Linked DNA regions of Homo sapiens: region 2 is linked to region 1. The links are chromatin contacts, found by Hi-C or POLR2A ChIA-PET in ENCODE. All regions are on one chromosome and are shown on one strand. Each heading gives the region's core, a stretch centred on a gene start or an enhancer-like site at or near the end of the contact. The rest is flanking DNA. Distances are from core to core; before and after follow the strand shown. Region 1 overlaps DUSP10 (dual specificity phosphatase 10). Region 2 overlaps LINC01705 (long intergenic non-protein coding RNA 1705).

The links. A loop is a pair of places that touch in the nucleus more often than their neighbours do. ChIA-PET counts read pairs that join two places held with the same protein, here RNA polymerase II (POLR2A). Pooled maps may share reads with other maps.
Region 2: a map of sigmoid colon shows a loop between it and region 1 (2.4-fold over the local background). The contact joins two enhancer-like sites. A Hi-C loop is called at or near these places in 1 of 168 maps with a recorded cell type or tissue (sigmoid colon), 2 of 37 single-sample maps with no recorded cell type and 3 of 50 pooled maps. POLR2A ChIA-PET finds 5 or more read pairs at or near these places in 2 of 52 experiments (AG04450 and activated naive CD8-positive, alpha-beta T cell).

Annotation. Positions count from the first base shown.
Region 1 is chr1:221,707,401-221,712,172 of GRCh38, reverse strand. The region is part of intron 2 of DUSP10 (dual specificity phosphatase 10); the gene reads left to right. Among named protein-coding and RNA genes, the nearest start is that of DUSP10, 32 kb to the left of the region's middle. RefSeq lists an enhancer at 4,055-4,164. Within about 2 kb of position 3,057, at least 16 of the 41 ENCODE cell types and tissues checked have a DNase peak (open chromatin) inside an H3K27ac peak, as active enhancers do.
Region 2 is chr1:222,041,175-222,045,958 of GRCh38, reverse strand. LINC01705 (long intergenic non-protein coding RNA 1705) reads left to right here. Exons shown (of 3, transcript XR_001738485.2): 3 at 4,037-4,255. Among named protein-coding and RNA genes, the nearest start is that of LINC01705, 16 kb to the left of the region's middle. Within about 2 kb of position 1,783, at least 5 of the 41 ENCODE cell types and tissues checked have a DNase peak (open chromatin) inside an H3K27ac peak, as active enhancers do.

The DNA of each region.
Region 1 (4,772 bases), core at 1,808-4,307:
GAACTTGAAAATACCCTACTGTAAAATACCCAATTCCTACTGTAAAATACCCAATCACATCTATGGAGTATAAAGAACATTTCATAGAAAACAAGAAGTAGAAATAATCTTTGTGGATCGAGCTGGTACCCACCACCACCCCACATGTTTCTCCTGTTAAGATAGGTGATATTCTGCCCTGAAACTTATGAAGTGACTCTGACCCTGTCTTTGAAGAAGATTTCAGCCTTGGCAGCCTGACATCAGCTCCAGTTCATCCAGGCTTTGTTCTTCCACAGATTCTTGTGCTTATAGAATCTTGAGTGGCTCTGATGTTCTGTTTCCATGGAGTATATCATAGCATCCATCTGTTCCTGGTATAAACAAAATAGTATGCAACTTACAGCAATGTCTCTCCCACTTATAATAAAACACCTAACTCTCATGTAGCATTTTATCCATATTGAGAGCTCTGTGAGATAGAAATTATTATATTACAAGTCACAGATATGTAAACTGAGATGCAGAGACATCAATAACTTGCTCAAGGTTACAAGGTAAGTGATAGGAGTCAGGAGTTTTAACTCAAGCAATCTGGCTCCAGTCTATGATCTTAACCACTATCATCAAGGTACTGTTTTACTTTAAAAGACTGGTTACTCAGTAAGAAAAACTAGGCAACAGAGAGGGGTGATCAATATGCTTATAGCAAACTGTAGAAGAGTCCAATTTTAGCCTACACCCCTCCCCCTGGTCTTTGGACATTACTTCTGTTTGCTGACCTTCAGTGAGAGTGTTCCTTAAATTTCTGGAAACAGCTCACTTTCTAGCTTAGCATAAGACCAAAAAGGGCTGTCCACCTTTAGAGTATAAAAATCTCTTGCTTATAGATTCTGCATTTGGATGTGGTTTCTTTAACTCACAACCCAGCGCATTGCTTCTGAATCACATTACAGAGGACTCTTCTGTTTCTAGGACTGCAGTCGCCAAAACAGCAACAGGAGCTGAAATGCATCTATAAAGAGAAGTTTCCCACTAAAACTAGAATCCATTGCTTCAGTAGGACTGTCACTGAACTGACCGTGTGTTAGAAGAAACTGGCAGGCAGTATTTCCACATATAGTTCTTTAGGGGTGCTAGGTATTCTTTGTTGCTGCCATTTAGAATCAATGTACTGACCATACTCATTTTGGCAGAGAACCTACTTTTGACATAAGCTTTGAAAATGTTTGCTGCCCCCCCACCCCGCCTTGCCTCACCCTACCCCAGCATTGTTGCTCATGGCTACAATATGTTCGCACTAATAACTGCAGGCTCTTGTGCACATAAGGAAGTTAGCCACCTTGGTAGAAATTAGAGGAAAGGAAGAAGGAGGGAAGAACAGTTTTATTTTCAAAATCCAATTCTGTGGAAAAACCAGAAATGCAAAGACAGTGTTTGTTAGGAAAGCTAGGACCAACAAAGTGAAATCAGATATATTTGTTTAGGAAAAATAGGGAGCTGTTGCTTTCTTTATGTTAAAAGTATGTTTTGCAAACTTTAAAACTGCTCGGATACCTTGGTTCCTAATTCTTTTTTGTTAAATAAAATTTTAAAAGTAAAAACTCAGGAACATTAGTTTACTTATATAGAGTCTTTATATTAAGCAGATTTTTTTTTTTTTAGATCTTTAAAATGGTAGTTTCCCAAAGTGATGAAAAGAAAAAGCACTTACAATGTGCTGGACATTGTTTTAAGGTACTTTATTAACCACTTTAATCATTACAACAGTACAGTGAGGTAGGTACTATTGTTATCCCTGTTTTGTATACAGGGAAACTGAGGAACAGACAGGTGAGAAACCTGCCCAGGGTCTCATAGCTAGTGTTTGGCTGTGCTGGGGATTCAAACCCAAGAAGTCCAGCCTCAATACTCCTTCTCTGAATCACTGCACTGCACTTAGGGCTCTCATGGACTATGCGTGTGCATAGATCTGTTGGAATTTAGAACAAAGGTGATGATATTGGGGGTAATAAGACATTATTTATCGAATACCTGGTCGTGTATCAAAACCTTTACATAGGCTTCCTGAACTATGACCCTGATGGGTAGATGATATTACATCCACTTAATAGATTGGTAAACTGAGGCTTAATGAGGGAACCTGACTTGCACAGGGTCTCACAGCTGCTAGGAGGCAGAATCATAACTGCAGCTAGGTGTGGTTTGTCTCTGACCTTTGCTCTTAACCTCCATGCTACACTGCTCCTGCTTTGTTTGTTAATTATCATGTTCTAATATTCTTAAATAGTAATAAACATAACATCATCAGGGTTCCTCATTAAGTGATCAGTCACTTTGGCCTCTGGTGATACTTGATGGGGTAGGGTCGGAGGAAAGTAACTGGAAAAGAAAAACCAGATTAGCTTTACTCTTCCCCCTCCCCTCCAGATTTCAATTTCAACCCTTCCCCAAGAGAAGAAAACAATCCTTCCTGCAGACTTCTCTGGAAAAAGCCACCACTGTGAGCTTCCACTCGTTGTTTTTTACTTTAAGCACCGTCCACAGAGAGAGTTTTTAACTGCAGTACAGAGCTGTGCATAAGCCTTATGGAAAACTGATGCCCAAGTTGATTAGCAGAGTGGCAGTTGAACAGGAGACTATTTCTTCAGACCCCTCAAGGAGAATTTCCTTGTTTACCTTATATGTTTAAATTGTAATATCTCCTTTTCTCTCCACCCCCACCCCTCCCACCTCCAAATATTATAAGAACAGAGTTCCTACATGGCTTAAACATACAATGCACCCATACTTTTGCACATAAGCATGCTCTGTGATTTGGAGCATTCTGTGTGTCTGTCTCAAATTCCCTCCTCCCCCCACTCCGCCACGGGTTTTTTTCCCCCCATTAGGCAAATGGAAGGCCCATGCCACCTGTTAGCATTACATCATTGGCTCCCCAGAACACAGTTGCACCAAAGGCCTTAAACAAAGTAGTTCTTCTTGTATTGTTTGCACTCAAAGAGCTGATATCATGCCAACTGATGTCATTGTATGTCTTTGTGTAACTGCTATGGCAACTGGGCAGGTGGGGAGCCTCCAGCTGATGTCATTGAGAAAGGAGGTGTAGAGGCAGAATTTTAAAAAGCTGGACGCTGCTTTTTTCTGTGTGTGGGGTTTTCTAGCATGTGTTGGTTTTTTTTTTTTTTTTTAAACTAGCTGCTTTTAAGACAAATTACAGCTTGAGTACCCTAAATAAGAACAGAGAGGTTTTTCCCCTGCTTTTAGAGCCTTCTTTTGAATTTGTTTTATTGTTCTTCCCTCTCATCTTATATGGAAAAATGTAACAACTGCCTTTTTTGAAGAAAAAAGTGAATTAGGTTCCCATCACAGAATCTGTGTGGAATTTGGGTTTTTGTGGAGGCGAAGCTGAGCAGATTTTAACTCTTCAGAATCCCTTTTGTGGAGGCTGTGATGATGACAATGGGTAGTTTTTATCTTATTTATTTTTTAAGTCTTCACTGGTGAAGTTATTTTCCATATTTTCTTTCTTCTACTTCAGAATTATCTCTTCAGGTTCAAACTTTATTGTCATAATTGCCTAGCAGAATAAACTATCATATGTAAGGGCAGAGGTTAATTCTAGAAATCAACTGAAATTCGTATATAGCTCTTGTTTTTCTTTTCAAAAAGCTAGGGTAGGTTTTGACTTCTTACTTTCAATGAGTAAAGTGAACATAATATTGCCCTTTGAGTTTTCTTTGGATCATAACCATACCTTAAGGAAAATATGATTTCTCTCTTTTACACAGCCAGCTCCGGGTCCATTGGTTGTGAAAAGTCATGAGACTCGGTCTAGGTTATGGTCTGGAGTTTCCCGCTGTGGTTTGTCAAAGATGAGACTTGAAATGGAGAAGAACATATGCCAGGCTCAGAGGCTAGTGGACAGATAGACTTCCTGTCCTTATTGCAACATAACCGTCTCTTGTTCATGCTTTGGGTTTTCTGCCTTATCTCCTGGAACTATCAAGACAGCCACAAGCCATCTGTCTTTGAGGGTAGATGTTGTGTTCTGGTGGCTTTCAGCTAATAGGACTTTTCCACTTCCCCCTCTTTTCAAAGGGAAAGCCAGAGTGTATCTAGTTCTGTTTGAGTAGGGTTAGAGCTCAGTTGGCACTAATAATGTCAATCCAGATTTTATAGCACTTACATGTATATTATTATAATTTGAGCTTTGTAATAATCCTTTGGGTTTATCTGTGCATGCCATTGTGTGTAAAAATATTAGCAGAAAATTTAAACAATAAACTATGATCCGTAAATTCCCTAATTTAAACAATTGTTCGTTTTTTGTACAGTTCTTCAGCTTTTGGTCAATGTTTTTTACTTAGCTTTTAAAAAATTTAATATTAAACCAAAATGTTTTATTTATTTTCACATCCTTTTTGCAACTACTCTTTTAAAGGCTACATAATACTCCGTGGAATGAATGTAATAACTTTTTTTCTTTTATTTTTGTGTTTTACTTGGCCTTTTTAAAATATATATAAAACAGATAACATTGTAGTGAACATCTCCATATATCTAGCTAACTATCTTTGGTTAGATGATTTCCCTAAGATCCATTCCCAAAAGTGAGATTGCACTTGTTCAGGGGAAGGTTTGCATTTTAAAAATGGAGAAATAAGCACAGTTTATAAGCTTTTTATACTAGACCCATAACTCGTGGGAGGCAGAGCAGAGCCGTAAGCTCAAAAGCATGCATTCACACATCCAAAAGAGGTTTCTTGATGGGTTTATGTGCCCACAAGCCT
Region 2 (4,784 bases), core at 534-3,033, 340 kb before region 1:
CCTTGAACAGAGACCACATCCTTATTTTGCTTCTCTCCTTTTTATTCTGCTTTGCCGAGAGCACTCCCCCAGTAAACCACTTCACAAGAATCCCTATTTCAGACAATGCTCCCAGGAAGCCCAACCAAAGACAGCTGGCTCAGACCTCAGCAAGCTTGGGAACAGTTACAGTCTGGTGCTTTCTCCTGGTTTTCTTATAAGGCTTCTCTGCTCCCTGGTGGTCTTTTACCTTCAGACCCTCGGATGCTGTGATGCTTTCTGCTCTAGTGGTCACATATCTTCTCGTTAGCCCCTGGAAACCTCTGCCGACCATCCCAATGCCAGCTCCCCAACGTGGCCTACATCTGGTCCTTGAACACTCTGAGTGCATCATCTTAACAAACTCCAGGGGAGTAAGCTGCCTAACACCATCATCTCCCCCTTAGCAGGCCATCCCTCACGTTGTAAGGGTGAGAGAAGGGCACCAGTCCGCATCACTCCTCTACCTGCAAGGGGACATATCATAGACTCCTGAGTCATCCCCTGAGCCTTCTCCTAAGGGACTTGAGGGGAGGAACAGATGCCCTCCCATGCCACACTCTTTGAGGGTTGTGAGGTATTCATAGTGCAGGCTTCTCCAAAGAGAGGATCATGAAATGTGAAATCATTATTGGGTGGCTTTTTGGATATTTCTGTATCTGATATTTATTAAATCATGATACTTCAATTAAAACTTCCAACTTAGAATCCTGTTACATTGAAATATTTGAAGAGTGCATTAGCGTCCACCAGAAAAGGTATGTTTCCTCTGCATTACTCATTAGTCCCTGGATTATCTTGCTATTTTGCCTCTAGGTTTGAGACGGAGTCTTGCTCTGTCTCCAGGCTGGAGTGCAGTGGTGTGATCTCGGCTTACTGAAACCTCCACCTCCCAGGGTCAAGTGATTCTCCTGCCTCAGCCTCCCGAGTAGCTGGGAGTACAGGTGCCTGCCACCATGCCCAGCTAATTTTTGTATTTTTAGTAGAGATGGGGTTTCACCGTGTTGGCCAGGATGCTCTCTATCTCTTGACCTTGTGATCTGCCCGCCTCAGCCTCCCAAAGTGCTGGGATTACAGGCGTGAGCCACCGGGCCCCATCTCCTCTATAGTTTTTTTGTGGGGCCCATCAGAGACTGAATTCTCCACATGGTCTATGGGTGAAACAAAATCTGGAGGCTACTTCTCTAATTTGAGAGGACACCTGTAGATATGAGAGCCCACAATACTGTTCTTCCCATCTATGGCACCCGGGTTTTCCTCTCTCCCATTGTGTTACACATTTATCTGGTTCGACATGAAGCTCCTGAACCAGACTCTATTTCAAGATGCCAGGGAGCTTGCGGGTATGTGTAGTCCACTGGAAAGAGCCCTAATAATTCTGCCTTCAAGTCCCAGTCTAGCAAAGTCATTGGTCCTTACTTTCCTCAGCTTCAAATGAAGGAGTCATGCCTTGTAACTCCCAAGATCCTCTTCTATTCTGATATTCTGGCTTTCATTATCTTGAATTCCATTGTTAGATTGAATTGACCTGTCAGCTTAGAAACAATGATTGGCACAACATCCATATTCAGAGACAGCCTCAGTCTGACTGTCTGGTCTTTGTCGGCACAACGCGGTAGGCAAATCTCAACCTGTGAGTCTTCTTTTAGAGACCTTAAAACAATCTTGAAAAAAAAATAGCAATGATGTAAGTCCGAGAAGTAGGGCCCCTTTACAAATAGCAACGCTGTGGGTTCATACAAACAGATCTGATGTAGCTCCTATTTTAATTGAATCACCCACTTGGCAACTGAACAACAACAATAAACTGCTTGTTGCTGGCTTATGTCTCTGTCAGAAAAAAACAGTGTTCACTCTCAAAGGCTTCTGGGCCTTTGCTTTATTAAGAAACTTGATAAATATAGTTCAGTAAGTCTGTGGTCCATCTCAGATTTATAGCCAGCTTGCTAATCTAACCAGATAGGATCTCAGGGCAGAAAAACATATGCCTGGTTTTTGTTTTGATGAGACAAAACCCCCAAAATGGGAAGTCCATGTTCTCCTGACTCAGTCTCCCAGGTCTGAGTGCCTGCCCTGCTGTAGCTGGGCTGCCACCCCAGGCCTTCCCCCTCCTGCCCAGCCTGCGGCTGCTTCTGTCCTTCCTGCAGCTGCCCAGACCTTTGCTCATGTGTGCAACCTTTTCAGAGGCCTGTTGACAGGTTTGAAAATAAAGCAGGCGATGTAAAGAACACGCAAGTCATAGATATATGAAAATCAAGCAGTTTGGCTCTACGGAGCGGGATTAGTGAGGATCAGCTGTGCAGCCAGCCTGCTCCTGGGAGGGAGGCCGAGGAGGCTGCCTGAGGCTGGGGCGCTGGGGCACTCTCTGCCTCAGCTGTGCAGCTGCAGCTCTGGGCCATCTCTGTCTATTCTCAGACACTCCTAAGCTGTCCCAGAATGCCAGGGCACATAGGCTGCCAAATTGCCCAGGTGGGTCCAATAGTAGTTGATAATGTGGTGCTTGGGAAGGGACCTTTCCTGTCCCCACACGGTGAGGGGCAGGGCTTCTGCTGGGGCAAGAGACCTGAGACTGGAAGCTGAAGTGGGAAGGGCAGAGAGAAGACCCATTAGGGGCAAACAACCCTCAGGGGACACTGGTAGCTTTGCACAGTGTCAGACTGTACTTGTAGATATTGGGGGAAAGAGTAAAATAACTATGATCTGAGAGTGATACTCAGGAACTCTGATGTAAACGTGAGGTGATGATACTCACACCCTGGAGATGGGGCATCTGCTTCTCTTTCTATTTTCCTACTTTTTTTCTGCTGTTTATTCATATTGTTTTGCAAAATAATTATTCTGCATCCAAAAGTCCATGAGACAGCAACTTCTATTTCTTTATGCAAATACGTCAATACCTCTCTGGGAAAAATAAATAAAATAAAAGGTTCTGAGTATTGGGAACCATGCTCTGAAAAGTATCCCAATGATATGATAGGAACAGCATGAGTACCCTGCAGTGACAGCTGATTCACATGGGGGACTCACAGGCATCTCATTTTAAAAATGAACTGACTCTTCTGTAGACCCTGCAGCCTACCCACAACTTGGTGTCCTCACCTCCATCCCTGTCCCCGTGCTGTTGAGCTTGTTCCCTCCAGGTTCAGGGTGGCTGTCTGGTCCAGTCTGACCAAGCCCCCTTCTAGAATAGGCACTGGAATTTGAGAGATTACAGAAATGAGCTTGGGACCTTTAGACTTTTCACCAGATGGAAAATTTGCAAACATGTTTTTCTCTATAACCAGGTTGAGTGATCACACTGTCATTACTAGACTGCCAACTTCATCAAAATATTAATAATTGTCTTAAAAAGCTGATGAAACCAGAATAGTCTGAAAATAGGGATGGAAGATGATTCTCATGGAAAAGAGAAGGCTGAGTGGTCTGAGTGGTTACAATGTGAGCTCCAGTCTTAGAGAGTCCAGGAACTAGAGAGAGACACGGAATGTACACTGATGGAATCGAGAAAATGTCGCAAGTGAATGCAAAGACTAACCCAGAGAGGTTACTTGAGGACCTGCCTTTTCTCCCATAATATGTGCTATGATTCAGTCAAACTAAGCCACAAGATATTCCTTTAATTATCCTGTGCATTCCTCTCTTTGCTCAAATGTTCCCTTTTCCAGGAATAAAATTCCCACAGTACCATTAACCTCCAACATTTCTTGAGGAATTTCTTTGTGACAATGTACTGAAGGCTTGTGCGTCACATCAACTATCTCATTTAATCCTCGTAACCACGTTATGAAGTAGGTGTTAACATGAGCTCTGTCTTGCAGCTGCAGAAATTATGACGTAAAAGCTTAAGTAACTTGCCCAAGGTTAGGTTGGTAATAAGAGGCAGAGCTGGGGTTCCATCTTAGGCAGCCTATTCCTAGATGGTACATCTTTAACATCTATGTGCACCAGTAGAGAGAATGCTGCTGTTCTAAGGATCCTTGAAGGACCAGCTTGAATTCATGAGACTTTCTTCCCCCAGGATAAAGCGCTCCCTTGTTGGTGTCCCCACAGTCCAGGCTGGTGCTGATGCCGTCCTGCCGTCCTGCATCAGAGCCACTCATGCCCGTGTGCGCACTCTTTGTCGGGGTCTGACACCGTTGCATCGTATATCACCTGTGTTGTCATGGTCAGTGCTCAACAAATGCCCCTACTGATTCAAGTATATGAGCAAGTCAAATAAAAAAATAATATGGCCGGGCGCGGTGGCTCAAGCCTGTAATTCCAGCACTTTGTTAGGCCGAGGCGGGCGGATCACAAGGTCAGGAGATTGAGACCTTCCTGGCTAACACGGTGAAACCCTGTCTCTACTAAAAATACAAAAAATTAGCCGGACATGTTGGCGGGCGCCTGTAGTCCCGGTTACTTGGGAGGCTGAGGCAGGAGAATGGCCTGAACCCAGGAGGCAGAGCTTGCAGTGAGCTGAGATCGTGCCACTGCACTCCAGCCTGAGCGACAGAGTGAGACTCCATCTCAAAATAAATAAATAAATAAATAAATAATGTAATAATTTATTAGGCCTCTGCTGTAATAATTTATTAGGCTTCTGCATAAATTATTGCATTTTATCCATACAACATTTATGATTCTTATTTTTCAATGAGGAACCAGACTTAGGAAGATTAATAACTTGCCTGAAGTCACAGAGGTAGAGGGGCAGCGTAAAGATTCAGTTGCCAATTTGTCAGATTCCAAAGCTCTTTTACTGCACCATCTCGCCTTCCAAGCGT